Regions from separate parts of the Homo sapiens genome. Here region 2 is linked to region 1. The links are chromatin loops, found by intact Hi-C in ENCODE. Cell type or tissue: gastrocnemius medialis. All regions are shown on one strand. Each heading gives the region's core, and the rest is flanking DNA. Links, peaks and the distances in the headings are about the cores only.

Evidence for each region. Peaks named below come from ENCODE experiments on the same cell type or tissue, not always from the same donor. Only the 100,000 strongest peaks of a DNase experiment are listed, where the experiment ranks them.
Region 2: a loop joins it to region 1, with 2.7 times the contacts of the local background. A loop is called at or near these places in 2 of 110 quality-filtered maps.

Annotation. Positions count from the first base shown.
Region 1 is chr15:44,534,185-44,540,141 of GRCh38, reverse strand. EIF3J (eukaryotic translation initiation factor 3 subunit J) reads right to left here and starts at 2,995. Exons shown (of 8, transcript NM_003758.4): 1 at 2,905-2,995; 2 at 2,715-2,818. The coding sequence starts at 2,947. It overlaps EIF3J-DT (EIF3J divergent transcript), which reads left to right and starts at 3,219. Exons shown (of 2, transcript NR_034170.1): 1 at 3,219-4,099; 2 at 4,668-5,637. RefSeq lists silencers at 2,493-2,542, 2,563-2,872, 3,063-3,232 and enhancers at 3,403-3,852, 3,540-4,327. In gastrocnemius medialis, for the core only: a CTCF peak has its summit at 3,434; DNase peaks (open chromatin) are centred at 2,419, 3,031 and 3,963; H3K4me3 peaks cover 3,152 bases; H3K27ac peaks cover 3,671 bases.
Region 2 is chr15:43,789,039-43,794,995 of GRCh38, reverse strand. SERF2 (small EDRK-rich factor 2) reads right to left here and starts at 2,676. Exons shown (of 3, transcript NM_001018108.4): 1 at 2,613-2,676; 2 at 1,913-2,021; 3 at 1-1,286. The coding sequence starts at 2,619. The coding sequence ends at 1,223. SERINC4 (serine incorporator 4) reads left to right here. Exons shown (of 12, transcript NM_001258031.2): 12 at 1-834. SERF2-C15ORF63 (SERF2-C15orf63 readthrough) reads right to left here and starts at 3,020. Exons shown (of 6, transcript NR_037673.1): 1 at 2,613-3,020; 2 at 1,913-2,021. MIR1282 (microRNA 1282) reads left to right here and starts at 1,237; the gene lies at 1,237-1,337. RefSeq lists enhancers at 675-1,528, 1,864-2,193, 1,982-3,181, 5,582-5,671, 5,474-5,957 and a silencer at 2,914-2,993. In gastrocnemius medialis, for the core only: no CTCF peak of the experiment used is centred there; DNase peaks (open chromatin) are centred at 1,729, 2,003, 2,275 and 2,815; H3K4me3 peaks cover 2,806 bases; H3K27ac peaks cover 3,427 bases.

The sequences.
Region 1 (5,957 bases), core at 573-5,572:
GATGGTGAAACCCCGTCTCTACTAAAAATACAAAAATTAGCTGGGTGTGGTGGTGGGCGCTTGTAATCCCAGCTACTCGGGAGGCTGAGGCAGAGAACTGCTTGAACCTGGGAGGCGGAGGTTGCAGTGAGCCAAGATCGTGCCACGGCACTCCAGCCTGGGTGACAGAGCAAGACTCTATCTCAAAAAAAAAAAAAAGAAAAAAATATGTAAATTAGCTGGGCACGGCGGTGCACACCTGTAATCCCAGCTACTAGAAAGGCTGAGGCTGGAGAATCACTTGAATCCGGGAGGCGGAGGTTGCAGAGATCGTGCCACTGCACTCCAGCCTGGGAAACGGGGTGAGACCTTCTCTCAAAAAATTAGATGAATAGATAGATTGCTTTAAGTTAAAAAAAAAAAAAAAAAAGAAAAAGAAATTTAGCACTAAAACAGCAACTGGGGCCGGGTGTGGTGGCTCACGCCTGTAATCCCAGCACTTTGGGAGGCCAAGGCGGGCAGATCACAAGGTCAGGAGATTGAGACCATCCTGGCTAACACGGTGAAACCCCGTCTCTACTAAAAATAGAAAAAATTAGCCGGGCGTGGTGGTGGGCACCTGTAGTCCTCGGGAGGCTGAGGCAGGAGAATGGAGTGAACCTGGGAGGCGGAGCTTGCAGTGAGCGGAGATTGTGCCACTGCACTCCAGCCTGGGTGACAGAGCGAGACTCCATTTCCAAAAAAAAAAGAGCAACTGGACAAGATAATCTTTGTGGTCCCTTACAACTTGTAAATATCCAAAACTTGTTCCAAGTGATCAGAATTATATTCATCAGAGGCTGGGTACGGTAGCTCACGCCTATAATTCCAGCACTTTGGGAGGCTAAGGCAGGAGAATCACCTGAGGTCAGAAGTTCAAGACCAGCCTGGGCAACATGGCGAAACCCCGTCTCTACTAAAAATACAAAATTAGCCAGGCGTGGTGGTGCGTGCCTGTAATCCCAGCTACTTGGGAGGCTGAAGCAGGAGAATCACTTGAACCCAGGAGGTGGAGGTTGCAGTGAGCCAAGATCGCGCCATTGCACTCCAGCCTGGGCAACAAGAGCGAAACTCCATCTCAAAAAAAAAAAAAAAAAGAATTATATTCATCAAGATCGATACCATTTAGATCCCTTAATCCCAAGGAAGTTATTCCATGACATTAGTCTAGACTATCCATTAAAACTTCATTTTCTGCAACTTCTTTCCTAATATCTCTAATCTTTTCTCTGCATTTGTTAATTTATTCCCAAATTTCATAACAGATGTCTTAACTGCCACTTCCTATATGCATGGAAAAAAATGAAAGGACCAATATGAACCCAAGGCTCAAAACTGAAAATCTGCTACAATGTAGAGGGGTAACTAATATCTTGTAATGCGGCTGGTAACAAAATCTAGTCCCATGTTTCTACAACATGTAAATAAAGCATCTGAGTGTCTTCAAACAATAACCAGTCGATTTATTAACTTCAATGTGTGCAAAGCTCACAACATTCTTGAACCTCAGGCTGTCAGTAAATCGGACATCCACACATCCAACCTCATCGGACTGGGGAGAGAACAGAAAAACTCAAAACAACATTCCTATTAAGTTCATAGTGATTATCTAGCTTAAACTTTTCAGCCCAGGCAGGATTTATAGGGTTCTCCGTTTGTGTTTATAAATTAGGAGAAATTCACTAAATTAGGCAAAACCACAAAAAAAAATCATTTTCCATTTCACACAAAACTTTATCTGCACAAATATAACAAGATTTTGAGAACTTTGTTAATAAGAGTCTTAACATTTTGGATTTGAGACTTCTGTAACTACTGTAAAAAAAAAAAAAAACCATGTAGAAGTAAATGTCACTTACAGCTGTATAATGAACCCTTCGGAGTTTTCAAAATCAAACGACTGAGGTAAAAATGATTATCTACAAGGCACAGACAAAACAACAACAACAACAAAAAACCACGGGCCCGTCATCTACAACCACCACCAAATCTTCAATATTTCCTTAGGTGTCGTATGTGTGTAGTTGAGTAACTGTCGTCTCTCCATTTCTCAGGTCACGGTGTGAACTACCTGGGTTTCTGTCCACTAACTGCGGGCTATCTCAGTGGTCAGTTCATTCTTTTTACCACAGGGTGGGGGAAGGGAGAGCCAAAAGTTATTTCCCTTTACTGTTTCTAGCTGTCTCGTGTGGGAAAAAAAGGTTGAAATTCAACTACAATATTTCACTCATCTAATCCCTCGAACAAACTGTATAAGTAGACCTCAGGGTCATAAATGAGTTACTGGCCCTGGGCTGACTTGAGCTCGAAAAGACAGGCGAGTCTCAAGGCTTTCCATATGGATAAGCTACAAGGCTCAATTCCCAACTTCCCGGTCTCATTCCTGCGAGAGGCTCCGGACCGCGAAGCTTGCACGTGGGCCGACCCGGCCGATGCTGTCACCTTTCGTCGCCAGCCGGCGGGTGGGATCCACGCCGGAGAGCAGACTCTCAACCGGCGAGGGAGTCCGGGAGGCCACGCTGCCAGTCTTCGGCCCACACATGGCCGGCAAGCGGAGGGGAAGAGAGCACCGCCAGGCCCTATGCTCGCGCCTGGACCCACGGCCCGCAGGCCCCGGCAGCGACCCGGGGCCCAGAGTCGGCCGGCAACAGCGCCAGCCCGCTTCCGCGCTGCCCGGCGCCCTAGCCCGCACCCACCTTGACGTCCTCGTCCTCGTCCTCGCCTTCCCAGCGGTCCCCGCCGGCAGTGCCGCCGCCCCCCACCTTCCGCACTGGGTCTTCCACGGAGAAAGCGTCGGCGTCTACGGAAGAAAGCGAGCCGTGTTAGTGCCTGCCACTGCGTGGGGCCGGCGCCGGCCCGGGCCCTGCCCCAGCAACTTCTCCTCACCCCAGGAGTCCGAGTCCCCCGCCGCCGCCGCCGCCGCCGCCATCTCGAGCCGGGTGTGAGCGTGTGTGAGAGGGAGAGCTAGCGAGGAGTTAGCACGGCGGAGGTGAGTCACTGGGTTTGCTCTCGTTGACCGGCGCGGAGCAGGATGGGACCGTGGCTGACTGTGCGCCGAGCCGAGGCCACGCCCCCTCAGGCGGCGGCGGCGACGCGCGCGGGTAAGAAGTGGGCGGGGAACGCGGTCGGTGGCGCTGCGGGGCTGAGGGAGAGGCGGAGGGGGGGGCGGAGGGGGGCGGAGGGAGGGGCGGAAAGAGCAGAGGGAGGGGCACAGGGGGCTGAGGAGTGCTGGGTCGGGCTTCCAGCTCCCTACAACGCAGACCAGTACTGGAGTTCGTGGTGCTGGAAGACCGCCGCCCGACTCTGGGCCCCGGGTAGGAAACGTAAGTGCCAGGAAGTTAGCAGAGTGGTTCTTTGGCTGGCGCCTGAACCTCGCCAGTCTTCGTCGCCCCTCCCCTGCCAACGCCTACCCCGCTTCGACCGGAGGGTGCGCTGTCCCTCTGGTCACTGTGATCACCGTCCATGGCCGCCTGCGGATACCCACGCCGTGCTCAGAAGAGGGCTCTGAGGCCACGCCCGCCTGTGGGGTCGGTGGCCGGGCTTCCGGGACCCCAGAGGGAGTCGTCGCGCGCTAGGTGGAGGGGACCCCTCTGGAATCCGGCGATCCCCGGGCGCAGATGCAGGAGCGGGTGGGGAGAGCCGCGTTCCTGGCATGTTTGCCTCGAGTTAGTCACGAAGGAATCGAAGAGAGCCTTAGTCTTCGAGGCTTTTCCCTTCCTGTGAGCCCCTTTGAGGCCAGCACATTGATTTTTTTTTCTTTCGCAGAACAATTTCGGACCTCCTGGGGTCTATGCTAGGTATGAGGTGTATCTTTGCCCTCCATCAAGTAGCAAAGATGGACATGTAAACAAATTTCGACACTGTGATGACTGCCACAAAAAGCAGCATTATGAGGTTGAATGTAAAAGGATAACCTTAGCGGCGGCGGGGGCCGGAGGATGAAGGAAGGCTTCCTGAGGTAGGCGCTGGTTGAAACTGAAGTTGGAGAGAGCAAGTGGCATTTGCTGAAGTGCATTTCCGGTAGAAAACTCCAGTGGTCCCTCACCTGACTGAGTGGCGCAGTCAGAGATAAATGGAACAGGTACACTGACCAGAAAGGGCAAGATGGGCTAAACTTCGCCGTTGGGCCACTGGGCTCCCCCGCAGGATTTTAAAGAGCTAGCCAGTAGATGGATTTTGTTTTTGTTATTTTCGCAATTTATTTTCAAATATGTAATACGCGAACTTGGTACAACATTCATGTGATAAAAAGGTAGATACGTGGGCAGGACGCGGTGGCTCACGCCTGTAATCCCAGCATTTTGGGAGGCCGAGATGGGCGGATCATTTGCTGTCAGGAGTTCGAGACCAGCCTGGCCAACATGGTAAAACCCCACCTCTACTAAAAATACAAAAATCACCTGGGCGTGGTGGCGGGCGCCTGTAATCCCCACTACTAGGGAGGCTGAGGCAGGAGAATCGCTTGAACCCGGGAGGCGGAGGTTGCAACAGTGAGCCGAGATCGCGCCACGGCTCTCCAGCCTGGGCGACAGTTAGACCCGTCTCAAAAAAAAAAAAAAAACAAAAAAGGTAGATACAACGATCAGCTGCTCCGCTCCGTTCTTTCTAGTGGTAACCATTGTTCCCCCTTTCTGGTGTTATCTTTTCAGAGTCTACAAATAAACATTTTATAAAGATGATCCTTCAATACATATTCTACAGCCCAGTTAAAATGTGAGAGGCCATGATCTACAGACAGCCATTTATAAAGGTGGATCAGGGCCGGACACGGTGGCTCAACGTCTGTAATCCCGGCACTGTGGGAGGCCAAAGCGGGAGGATCGCTTGAGCCCAGGAGTTCGAGACCAACCTGGCCAACATGGTGAGACCCCATCTTTACAAAAAAATATATATATCCAGGCATAGTGGTGTGCACCTGTGGTCCTGTGGTCCCAGCTACTCAGGAAGCTGAGGCAGTTGAGGCTGCAGTGAGCCACGTTCTGGCCACTACACTCCAGCCTGGGCATCAAAGTGACAAGACCAAAAAAAAAAAAAAATGTGGATTGGAAGGAGGCAAGAAAGAAGTCAGGAAAAGGGTGGAATGTAAGTCCCTAAGGACACAATCTTACTCACAATTGTATCTCCAACATTTGGCATAATGCCTAATACGTAAGTATTTTATGAATTAATTAAACGAGAACACAAGCCTAAATTAAGGCAATGGCAATGGAGAAGAAGAAACCAACTTGAGAAATATTTAAAGGTCATTGTCAATGGAACTTAGTGACTTTAATGGTTAATTTTATCTATCAACTTGGCTAGGCGATGCTACCCATGTTACTCAGTTTTTGGTCAAACACTAGTCTAGTTGTTGCTATGAATTGTATTTGTTAGATGTGATTAACATTTAAATCAGCAGACTTTGATTAAAGTACATTACCCTCTATAATGAGGGTGGGCCGCATCCGGTCAGTTCAAATTAAAACGAGACCCTTAAGAAGAAGCAATTCAGCCTCCAGACTGCAGCGTCAAATCTCCCTGGGTCTCCAGGCTGTTTGTCTGCCCTGCAGATTTCAGACTTGCCAGCTCCCAGAATAATGTGAGCCAATTCCTTAAAATAAATCTCTTTCTGCATATACACATCCTATTGATTCTGTTTCTCTGGAGAACCCGTACTAATATAGTGTCTGACTAGATATGAAGGAGGAGGGGAAGGGAGAAATAGATAGACGATGCCTTTGGATATTGAGTGACACTTATCTAGTTGCTTAAGTCAAAAACCTGAAAACTGGTTAGGCACGCCTATTACGGGCTCACGCCTGTAATCCCAGCACTTAGGGAGGCTGAGGCAGGCAGATCATTTGAAGTAATTCAAGACCAGCCTGGCCAACATGATGAAACCCCAAGACCACTAAAAATACAAAAATTAGCCGGGCGTGGTGGCACATGCCTGTAACCCC
Region 2 (5,957 bases), core at 312-5,311, 740 kb after region 1:
TTTTCACAAACTGGGGTTCCCCTGACATTGTACTCCTAGAGTTGGCTCAAGGGGAGCTGTCCAGCCCAGCTCAATACCTCAAGGACACACAGGGAGTTATCTCCGTTTGGGCTGAAGTCAATACTATGAACTGGAAGAAGTGGTCAAACACAGTCTAATGTGCTGGGCAGAGTGTCTGACTCACTGGAGCTACTGTTACATCTGCATCCCAGCTCAAGAGCCTAACACCCAAATCAGCAGCTCAAAGAACCACCGCTGATCCCAGCAGACAGTGTGGCACCAGCCCTTTCCTGGCTCTTGGGCTGGAAGTGGGGGTGGGGAAAGACCAACAGGGACTGAAGACTCGGCTCTGCCCTTGGAGAAAGGAAAATAAGGAGTTCAGCCCTGGGCACACGGATATAAGAAGCCCAGAACCACAGAACAAACCAGGGCATAGAAGAAAGGAGCACAGAGGCTACCCCAGGTTTTAATCCTGATTTTGAGGTCAAGGGAAGCGGGAAGACAAAACCACCCTCATTCCATGAGGAATGACAGAAGAGAAAGTGAACGCTTGACAGCAGCTGACCACGGGAAGTCGGTGAGCAGCAGGATTTTTTGGCCAACTTTCAAGCAGACGAACAAACTGAGGAAGAATGAGGAAAAGAGGCATAAACACAGATCTTGCAGCATTCACTCTTAGGCCAACTCCATCCTAGAGATGGTGTTCAAGGGTGGGGAACAAAAATCACAGAAAAGAAGTCTCTATGGTTCTTAGAGGATTCCTCTACTGCATATCCGGAGTACTTGTTTGGTTGTCATTGTATAATAAAGGCTTCTTCTGTGATGTTTCACTTATTAAGTCTACATACCCACAATCTGAATCTAAAGAGTTCTCCCTTTTTTGGTGGGAAAGGGCAGTCATTCTTCCAACCCCATCCCCCCAAGTCCCCAGTCAAACCAGGCGCTCAAGGAATTACAAAGCTACTTTTAATACTTTGGGGTGAGCCCCACAGGAATAAAAAACACTGGGAAGGGGTAACCCCCTCACCCCCGGGAGTGGCCCAGGGGGAGAGAGGCTACCTGAGGGGAAGGAAGCACAAAAGGGACCCGCTGCAGACTCAGGGCAAAGGGAATGCCATCGGTGCTGGGACCTGTGAGCACTACAGGAGGAAACGCGAGCGTGGTGGGACTGGCTCCAGGCACACAGGCGAAGGGCAAGAGGGTTGGACACGAAGCCACAAAGCTACTTGGGTTCCTCCTTCTTCTCGTTTGCCTTTTTCTGCTTCTGCTGCATGATCTCCGAGTCCCTGGGGGTAGAGATGATGGGGCACTGGGAGGTACCAGAGGGCAAAAAGGACAAGATGCAGGGGGATGAAGGGCACAAAGGATAAGATGGAAGTGGATGGGACTAAGTTCAGCGTTTGGCTGCTGTACTCCCACCCTAGGAGAACAAGAGGAAGAGAGCTGAGGCTCAAAAGGCGACCAGTCTCCATCTGGCTGTTGCCCAAGGGGTCAGAAGTCTGGTGACACAGGCCCAAGGGTCTCTATTCTGTATTGAGGACCACACCCAGCAACACCAGTGAGGAGGTTGGGAGAAGGGAGGAGAACCGAACAGCAAGGAGGGCCAAAAGTACTGGGCTGCCGTAACCACAACTGTATTTGAAATGTGAAGCTCCCTGCCCTTGCCCTTAAGGTCAGACCCAGGGACGCTCAGAAATCAGACTGAGGGCAGGCGCCCGCCCCCGTCCTTTCCTGTAAGGCTGTGAGCTAACAATTTGGAGGGTGGGGAGGAAATAAAACCCTAGAGGAAGCAATGCACTCTGCTCCTCACGACTAGTCCACATTCAAGCCCTGAGGTAGCTCTCTTTCCTTCTATAACCCTTGGTCTAACCCAGGTCTCCACCGTCCCTTTCCCTCCCCTCCCTGGGGCTACCTCTGCTTGCGGGCGGCAGCAGAAAGCCCGTCATCTCGGCGCTTTCCCTTAACCGAGTCGCTCTGCTTTTTCATATTCTTCTGGCGGGCGAGCTCACGCTGGTTACCGCCTAAGGAAAGAAAATTAAAGGTGAGACGCGGGGGCCGCTCTGCCCACACACCGGCGACCCTTCTACCCCAGCGCGGCCAGCAGCAGGATCCAACACCACTTCAATCTCCGGGCCCCGACAACGGCCCATCGAGGCCCAGGCTGCTTGGGGTAGGGGGGAGTGGCGAATCTGCCACGGGCCAGGTCAAAATACGGACTAGAGAAGGGAGGTCCCAAGGGGCCAGCTGGAGGCGTGTTTTGGGGCGGCGTGGGGCCCAAACAGCTGGCAAGGTGTGTGTGGACGGTTTGGGTCTCCGTGGGGGATGGGCTGGCTTGTGGAGTGGGGGCTCTGGGCCTATCACAGGGGCGCTGGCCTTCTCCTTACACCGCGGAAGATCCGGGAGGGCCTATGCCTAACCCGGGAGGGTGGTCCCGTGAAGTAGCCGTGGGCAAAGGGCTCGATTTCCGGGCACCGAGTGTGAGGGTGGCCACAGAGCGCGCCCAGAGAAACGCCTTGCTAGGGAAGCTACGGAAGGTCAAAGCCGGCGCCTCGCCGGTGGTGTTTAGGGTGAACGGAAAGAAAAGGGCAAGGAGAAGGGGGCTCGGTGCTCACGGGTCATGGCGACGGCAGCGGCTCCAACCTGCCTCCGTTACGTCCCCTCGTTCTGTCGGACGTTGCAGGTCCCGCCCCTTCTGGCAACGTAGCACAGTCGTTCCTTTCCTCCCCGCCCCTTCGCGCCCGGGAGCCGGCTCCCATTGGACAAGAAAAAGCACGTGGATCCACGGGTCGTGCTTGAGCCGGGGTGGGTAAGTGGCGGAGGGTCGCAGGCGGAGCGCTCAGCGTGGGGCGGGGCTTCCCGAGTGAGACGTAGGGACGGGCCTGGAGAAACTAGGCCGGGTCACGTGGGCAGGTTGGGGGTGGAGGGGTGCGGCTGGCGATGTGGCGCTCCCGCGGGCTCGAGCACGTGACCGTGCAGAGTGACCTCATGCGGGGACAGTTTGGGGTACTGACAAAGTCGCCCTGAAAGAACGCCCGTAGACAAGAGGGCGGGGTTTCAGCCAGTTCTGTGTTACGAGTACTCTACTACTAAACTTGTGCTTACTTAGGACCACCTCTCAGCCACTTATTTGGACACGAGTTGTTCACAGCTCGCTTAAAATCAAGTACAAACACAACTTCAGAAACCCGCTTCTACTCCCATTGTCCCCTTCCACGCCCCTTCACTGTAGAAAATCGCAGCAACATCTGGTATTTCCTAAAACTCTACCCTGTTCGTTTTCCCCCAGAAACTTTAAATGTGAACATGCAGCTTGGAAGTATTGGAGGACTCCAAAAGTCACAGACTATGGAGTTGGATCAGTGGCTGAGATTAGATAATTCACATATTCGCTTTTCCCCTCTGGAGCTTTTCTTACTGTACCATCGCCACCAGCCACCCGGTTTTGTATTAAGACCCTGGAGGGCCGGGCGTGGTGGCTCACGCCTGTAATCCCAGCACTTTGGGAGGCTGAGGTGGGCAGATCAGAAGGTCAGGAGTTCGAGACCAGCAGCCTGACCAACAATGGTGAAAACCCTAAAAATACAAAAAATTAGCCGGGCGTGGTGGCGCGCCTGTAATTCCAGCTACTTGGGAGGCTGAGGCAGGAGAATCGCTTGAACCCGGGAGGCGGAAGTTGCAGTGAGCCGAGATCGCGCCATTGCACTCCAGCCCAGGCGACAGTGCGAGATCCCGTCTAAAAAAAAAGTTAATAAGAATTAGCCGGGCGTGGTGGCGGGCGCCTGTAGTCCCAGCTACTCAGGAGGCTGAGGCAGGAGAATGGCGTGAACCCGGTAGATGGAGCTTGCAGTGAGCCGAGATCGCACCACTGCACTCTAGCCTGGGCGACAGAGCGAGACTGCATCTCAAAAAAAAAAGAGTTAATAAGAAAGGCTGGGCAAGGTGGCTCACGCCTGTAATCCCAGCACTTTGGGAGGCAGAGGCGGGTGGATCACGAGGTCAGGACATCGAGACCATCCTGGCTAACACGGTAAAACCCCGTCTCTACTAAAAATACAAAAAAAAAAAATAGCTGGGTGTGGTGGCAGGCGCCTGTAGTCCCAGCTACTTGAGAGGCTGAGGCCGGAGAACCGTGTGAACCCAGGAGCAGCAGCTTGCAGTGAGCCGAGATCACGCCACTGCCCTCCAGCCTGGGCGACAGAGCCAGACTCCATCTCAAAATAAATAATAAATAAACAGTTAATAAGAGACACCCAAGCTGGAGTGCATTGGCGTGATCTCGGCTCACTGCAACCTCTGCTTCCTGTGTTCAAGCTATTCTCCCACCTCAGCCTCCCAAGTAGCTGCGATTACAGGCACCCGCCATCATGCCCGGCTAATTTTTGTATTTTTGTTTTTCTGGAGATGGGATTCCATCATGTTGGCTAGGCTGGTCTGGAACTCCTGACCTCAGGTGATCCGCCCTCCTTGGCCCCCCAAAGTGCAAGGATTACAGGTGTGAGCCACGGTGCACAGCCACAATTGGGTATATCTTGATGAGCACAGCATATTCCTATAATCATGAAAGATACAGAGAAAAAAGCTCTCTCACACTTTCTCTCTCTCCCTCTCCCTGTCTGCCTCTCTCTCTCTAATATCCATATATGTATTTATATGTCTGTCTATATATATGAATTTTTGGTTTTTTTTGAGACAGTCTTACTCTGTTACCCAGGCTGGAGGCTGGAGTGGTATGCTCTCGGCTCACTGCAACCTCCACCATCTTGTATTCAAGCGATTCTCCTTTCTCAGCCTCCCGAGTAGCTGGGATTACAGGCACCCGCCACCACGCCCGGATAATTTTTTTTTTTTTTTTTTGAGATGGAGTCTTGCTCTGTCGCCCAGGTTGGAGTACAGTGGTGCGATTTCGGCTCACTGCAACCTCCACCTCCCAGGTTCAAGCAATTCTCCTGCCTCAGCTTCCCGAGTAGCTGGGCCTACAGGTGCGTGCCACCACGCTCGGCTAATTTTTGTATTTTTTAGTAGAGACAGGCTTTAACCATGTTGGTCAGGCTGGTCTCAAACTCCTGACCTCAGGTGATCCACCTGCCTCGGCCTCCCACAGTGCTGGGATAACAGGTGCAAGCCACTGTGCTCGGACTGTATTTTTTTTTAGTAGAGACAGGGTTTCACCATGTTGGCCAGGCTGGTCTCGAACTCCTGACCTCAAGTGATCTACCCACCCCAGCCTCCCAAAGTGCTGGGATTACAGGCTTGAACCACCATGCCCAGCCTATATATGAAAACTGATCATGATAATAGCTTTAAAGGAAAATAACAGATTCCACGCAAGGATGATATTCAAAATGTTTCGCAGTGCACACAGCTTAAGCACTGACCCATAAAAACAGATGTCAGTGTAATTTGAATGAAGACTCTGTGAACAATTCCACCTGGTATGAAGTAACTAAATAGTACTGCTGGTGCTATGAAGGGAGTACACCTGTGGACTCTGTAGACTTTAATTTTGATTAGGGAGGTGAAGTAAGTGATATTTGAGCTAAAGCAAAAAGATGAGAAATTAGCCAAGCCCAGGAGGGAAGGGCAGGGAGAACATTTCAGGAGGGAACAGCACGTGTGAAGGCCCTAAGGCCCTCCTCCCTCAGGTCATCCCATCAAGAGCCACAGGATTATTGTGTAGGTAAAGGGCAAGTCACTAATGCCTAATGAGCAGGGTGGTGTGAAACTAGGTCAGATAGGGAGGTAGGGTTGTGACAAGATCCAAGTTACTACTGCTAATATAACTACTAGCTAACATCAGGTGGGTTTTTATTTGGTACATTTAGTGTACTTTTCTTTTTTTTTTTTTTTTAGACAGAGTCTCACTCTGTCGCCCAGGCTGGAGTGCAGTGGCGCCATCTCGGCTCACTGCAAGCTCCGCCTCCCGGGTTCACGCCATTCTCCTGGCTCAGCCTCCCAAG